Regions from separate parts of the Homo sapiens genome. Here region 2 is linked to region 1. Evidence: read pairs that join two places in POLR2A ChIA-PET (ENCODE). Cell type or tissue: OCI-LY7. All regions are shown on one strand. Links, peaks and the distances in the headings refer to the core of each region. The heading gives the core; the rest is flanking DNA.

What was found. ChIA-PET counts read pairs that join two places held together with the same protein. Peaks named below come from ENCODE experiments on the same cell type or tissue, not always from the same donor. Only the 100,000 strongest peaks of a DNase experiment are listed, where the experiment ranks them.
Region 2: POLR2A ChIA-PET joins it to region 1 with 9 read pairs; 4 of 35 experiments call an interaction of 5 or more read pairs at or near these places.

Annotation. Positions count from the first base shown.
Region 1 is chr5:141,591,001-141,593,921 of GRCh38, reverse strand. The region is part of intron 1 of DIAPH1 (diaphanous related formin 1); the gene reads left to right. Among named protein-coding and RNA genes, the nearest start is that of DIAPH1, 27 kb to the left of the region's middle. In OCI-LY7, for the core only: a CTCF peak has its summit at 1,699 (motif pointing left); a DNase peak (open chromatin) is centred at 1,681.
Region 2 is chr5:141,361,377-141,364,297 of GRCh38, reverse strand. The region is part of intron 1 of PCDHGA1 (protocadherin gamma subfamily A, 1); the gene reads right to left. All of the region lies in intron 1 of PCDHGA2 (protocadherin gamma subfamily A, 2), which reads right to left. All of the region lies in intron 1 of PCDHGA3 (protocadherin gamma subfamily A, 3), which reads right to left. The region is part of intron 1 of PCDHGB1 (protocadherin gamma subfamily B, 1); the gene reads right to left. It also overlaps PCDHGA4, PCDHGB2, PCDHGA5 and PCDHG@. In OCI-LY7, for the core only: a CTCF peak has its summit at 195; DNase peaks (open chromatin) are centred at 1,387 and 1,727; H3K4me3 peaks cover 1,971 bases; H3K27ac peaks cover 1,931 bases.

The sequences.
Region 1 (2,921 bases), core at 192-2,691:
AGGCTTGAACCTGGAAGAAGGTTGCAGTGAGCTGAGATCATGCCACTGCACTCCAGCCTTGGTGACAGAGCAAGACTCCATCTCAAAAAGAAAAAAAGAAAAGAAAGTTCTTGCTCCACATCTTTGCAAGCATTTGGCATCATCCGTGTTGTGGATTTTGGCTATTCTAGTAGGTATGTAGTGGTATCTTATTTTAATTTACACTTACCTGATGACATATGATGTTGAGCTTCTTTCGTAAGTTTATTTGCCATTTAAATTTTGTTAAATAAAATGTAATAAATTCCTCCTCACTTACACTAGCCACCTTAGTAGTGCTGTACAATTATATGTGCCTAGTGGTACATGTTGGACAATGGAGCTCTGAAGTGATCTACTTGGACTATGTCACAAGCTTTAAGTTGATTCCCCAGAGAAGACACTTCCAACCTTCTGTCTCAAGGGGAAAGGCCAGGCTGCTGGGGCTCTAAGAGACTAGAGGGGGAAAAGTGCTGAGTGTCTCAGTATATACTATGCCTAGGTTTACTTTTCTTTTTAGTATAGGGACCCTGGCATCCTCCAATCCAGAGACCCTCCGTTTTACCCTCTTCTGAGAACAAACTTCCAGACCTCTGCTGGAAGAAGGGAGGGTAGTTTCCCAATGGCATGGTTGAGGGGTGGGGTATGATCTAGGGATCTAACTGCTTCTTAAACAGCTTCCAACCAGTCTTATTTTTAGCCTCCCCCTCCTTTAACTCCCATTTCCATAGGTATCTGGTGCCAATTATTCCTAAGCCTTTTGAGGATCCTTAAAGTGTAATGGGTTGGTTATTGCTCTTTCCGGTTTAGGACTCAGCTTTCTGTAATGTGTTGGATTTAATACCTCTAGTTCTTCTAGTCCCAGTCTTCAAAATTTGCAGTTGCTCTTTTGTTCTTCCCAACCTTGTAGGCTCTTTCCTTGCATCACTTCTTACTTTCTAAAAAACACCTTTTCTGTAGGTTTAGTGAGGTTTCAAGAAGGAGAGAAATTAGATGTTTTGGTTCAGTCTGACATCTTTTACCTGAAAGTTCCTATTAATCTGGATTCCTAAGCCAGATTTGGATATTTTAAAAAAATTCATTCTGTATTTATGCTTCCTTCAGTATCTATATTTGTAGTTAAAGGTATAAGTGCTAATGTTTAGTGGAGGACTCAATAGAAGGGCCAGGAAGTGAGATATTTACCACAGCCAGCCTAGGACAGTAAGGGTTTGGTTTGGGACCAGAAGAGAATTGACAGCAAACAAGGAGAATGATGAAAGTGGATGCATTTAGATGTAGGTAGGATGATTAGAGACTTAATTTTAAGAATCTTGGATATCTGAGACCTAATACATAAATAAAGCTCCAGTAGCATTTATCTCCCTGGACTCCTGTGTTTTTGTTGTTGTTGTTGTTGTTGTTGTTGTTGTTGTTAACTTGTCATGATCTAGGAACTTATTCTATATTTCAGAGAATACACACAACTAATGATACAATTAAAAAATGACTACTGAACAAAGCTGTTTGCCAACATAGAATCTGTAAGAACACACATAGTATTAACTAAGTAAACAATACACTCTGAATATACTGTAGCAGCAGGTTTCTATTTTAATAATTGAGCTTGCTGTTTGAGTGTTGTATTGGATTCTAAAACCGTTTTGCTTGTACTGACTGGGCTGTGATTCACTTTGCTGGTTGTTGCTGCCCTCTGTTGGACTAGCTCAGGAAATGCAGCTTTTTTTCCCTCGTGGATCATGTTTGCTGTCCTTCCCCAAATTGAACACTAAAACATGGGTAATTTTTTTTAAATTTTCTTTCTTTCTTTTTTTTTTTTTTTGATACAGAGTCTCGCTCTGTCACCCAGACTGGAGTGCAGTGGTGCGATCTCGGCTCACTGCAACCTCCGCCTCCCGGGTTCAAGTGATTCTCCTGCCTCGGCCTCCTGAGTAGCTAGGATTACAGGCAGGCGCCACCACACCCGTCTAATTTTTGTATTTTTAGTAGTGATGGGGTTTCACCATGTTGGTCAGGCTGGTCTCAAACTCCTGATCTCGTGATCCACCCGACTCGGCCTCCCAAAGTGCTGGGATTACAGGCGTGAGGCACTGTGCCTGGCAGATAATTTTTTTTTAAGATAAAATCTGTTTCTGATGATGCCCTAGGAAAGCAAGGGAAACTGGCATCTTCCTTCATATATATATATATATATATATATATATATATCCCCATCTCCCTTCCTTCCTTTTCCATCTAAAGGCGAGAGTTAGTGGATATTGAATAGGAAAAAGGCACAAGAATTTGGGGAATGCAAAGATTTGGCAGCTTTGGAGTCTGGATGCCTGAGTTCTGTATCCAACTCATCCCCTAATCATATGACCTCAGTAATTTACTTCACCTGGCTGGGCTTCAGTCTCTTCATTGATATAATGAAGAGGTGTAATAGACTTGGAGAGTTTCTCCAGGGATTGATATTTTAGGGAAGCAAGCCTAGATTATAGTATTTGTTCATAGGAGATATAATGACTTAAGTTACAGGCTCTGCCATCAAGTAACTTAGTCTGGAAATGGGTAGAGGAAACAGACAATCAGAAGACAATTGTAATCCATTTTTAGTGCTGTGAGACAGGCAAGTGCCTTTTACTATGGAAACACAAGGAAAGGTACATATCCATTTAGAGGAGGGATCATTCTGTAGGGCCTGTTGGAGTTGTGAAAGCACAATCTAGGCTGAGGAGGCAGCAGCCTAGGGCAAGTCTGGGGCATTGAGGCAGCGTCATCTGTTTGGAGACGAAGATGGAGTCTGAGGTGGAGAGTTTGCTGAGAAGATGAGACTGGGGGGAAAAGCCAGGAGAGTCATATGCCATGCACAGGAATTTTGATTTTAACATAGGGCAGCGGAGAGTTATTGAAGGCTTTTC
Region 2 (2,921 bases), core at 176-2,675, 230 kb after region 1:
GGTTCAGCCTGCTGTTTCCTTATTTATCTAAAGCCGATGGGTACATATTCCCTGACGAAAATGGGCGTGGAGCGTTGGCTTTTCGTAGGAGCTTGTCTGGTCTGTGTGTTTAGTATGGAGGGAGCAGAGTCGGGTCGCCTCTGCGGCAGCTTCTTTCCCACTTTGGTCAACAGCGACACTCAGAGTCCTAACCAGTGACTGCATCAAATTCCATTTTTATTTCTCCTAAGTTTAGTTATAATTTTATTTCTAATAATGTTGCCATATCCTTAATGTTTAACTGTGTAGCGTTGTTTATGACCGTTAATTCAGCTTTAATTCTGAATAGCAAGACTTCCACAATCCCTGAGATCAATATGATTATTAGATCTCAATACCTTACAAAAATTTTATTTAATGCGTCATCGGGGGAGCCTATGTCCTTTATTTACCTCTTATCTATATTTAGTCCATTAAATTAGGACATTCAAATTCTTACCTTTGTAGGATTCAAGATTTCATCTCCTTATTAGGATAAATTTAGGAAAACGTGCTTATTTGCATATAAGAATACCAAGGAAACAAACCCAGTTCTCCATGCACCTTTCCAAACAGGCCTACTGATTTATGTAAGTTATATTAGCTGTCATATGCAGAAGAAATAAAGATCTTTGTTACTTGTGAGGACTTTGAGAAAGTCTCTCCACTATCTCAGACAGCGTTTGAGTTGGGTTAACTATGCATTTTTATGTTTTTCTATTACCATGTTCAAATATTTGTAGTTCCAGTGACAACCAGTATAGTAACTGTGGAGGATGGGGTTTTATTTCATCATCCATGCAGGAAAGCATGAGCAGATACTTGTCGAGAAGTACTGAGTGACCTTTCTATGTTGAGACAGATATTTACTGCTATCATCTTTATATGACAACAGAAATAGAAAAACCTCTTGATTGAAAAAAATGGACATTTCAGAAAGTCATTTTATTTAATAACACTTTCATAGAAAACTAAGAAAATAAAAATTCTATATAATTAGGAAATTCAAAAGCAAAGTTTTAAGTAATATTTTGTAGAAAATGATGTGAACATAGGTTGTAAGATTTTTCTCAATGTGTAGTTTTTCTTAAGAGCAATTTGTTAAAATGCATGTTAGAGAATGATTTCTCACATTTGTTAAATGCACTCTTTCTAGCAGACACCTCAGACCTCAAACATTGCCTGTCCTTTAGAAATACATTTGTGATTCCAAGACATTTAGCTTACTGAGTGTTGGTCTTCAAGTCAATGGGACAATGTCCTACCCATGCCCTGTGATTAACAAGCCATGCCATTATGCAAAAGTCTTTCTTCTTTGTTTCCCAATTTCCAAAGCCTACTAAAATGAAGACTCTCTTTACTCTGAAGTATTATGATTCTAAGAGGAAGTAAAACTAAAATTTGAATAACAAAGAGCCTGAAGGTGAAACTAATTGCCTAAAGTCTCAATAGCAACAAATCTGCAGAGAGAAGTAATGTAAAGATGAGGAAGAAAAAGAAATACAGTGCAATATCTCATGTGATAAAGGTTTGCAATCATGGGTAAATAAATCTCACACTTCAGAGAGAAAACACTTAAAATTCAGTTAGATAAGATTAAGACAATTAAGGCACAACATTGGCCAAATCTAACTCACAGACAAAGAAATACGCAGTGGAACTTCCTACCCAAATTAGGTGAAACAATAAAACCAGAAGTGAAAATAAATTAATTAAAGCTCACCTTCAAAATAGTATCTGAGGCAAAAGGGACCCCAGCGGCTCCATGATTTGTATTTTGTTCCCAAGAGGCATTGTCACAGACGAGATCTTGCGCGGGAACCAATTCCGGGGTTATGTTCAGAAAATTGAACTCTGTCTTGGCTGATTGTGAGGCAACACACAGGTTGTAGGAATAGGGCAATGTACCCTCACTGTAATTGGGGAGAACCCCAGGTCCAGGCTTGGAGCTGAGACCAGGCTGAAAACAGTCCCAAGCATCTGACCTGGAAGAGAGTCGCAGGCGCAGGGAGATTGCCAGAATCACCGCGAGGAAGAAGAGCACTGAGATCAAGGCCAAGGCCACAACCAGGTAAAACTGCAGTTTTGCCTGGGGGTCAGAGGGCTCCCGGCGGTCGCTGAGGTCTGGCAATACCTCTTGCAGGCTATCCGCGAAGATTAGGTGCAGCGTGGCCGTAGCGGAGAGTGGCGGCTGTCCTCCATCACGCACAGCGACCAGCAGGCGCTGGCGGGCCGCGTCCCTGTCGCCCAAGGCACGCGCTGTGCGCACCTCACCCGTGCGCAACCCCAGGCTGAAGAGCCCGGGCTCGCTGGCCTGCAGCACGTGGTAGGACAGCCAAGCGTTGTGTCCTGAGTCTGCGTCCACCGCCACCACCTTGGTCACCAGGTAGCCGGGCTCTGCGGCGCGTGGCACCATATCGAAGAGGGCGGAGCCATCAGGCCCCAGCGCGGGGTACAGCACCCGTGGCGCATTGTCATTGAGGTCGCCCACTAACACGCGCAGGCTCACGTTGGCGCTGAGCGCGGGCGAGCCCTGGTCGCGGGCCTGCAGTGTGAGCTCGAAGGCGCGCAGCTGCTCATGATCGAAGGCGCGCTGCGCGAACACCACCCCGCTCTGCGCGCTCACGGACACGTAGGATAAAATCTCCCGCGGCTTCAGGTCGCTCGCTACGATGGAGTAGGAAACTTGGCCACTGGGGCCCAAGTCAGGGTCAGAGGCACTGATTTGAGCGATAGAGGCGCCAGGAGGATTGTTCTCTGCCACGTGAACCATGTAGGAAGTCTGTTGGAAAACTGGGGCATTATCGTTGACGTCGGAGATGTGCAGGGTGACAATTATGCTGGAGGAGAGGGGCGGCTTGCCCCCGTCGGTGGCTGTGATGGTGAGATTGTATTCTGGGATC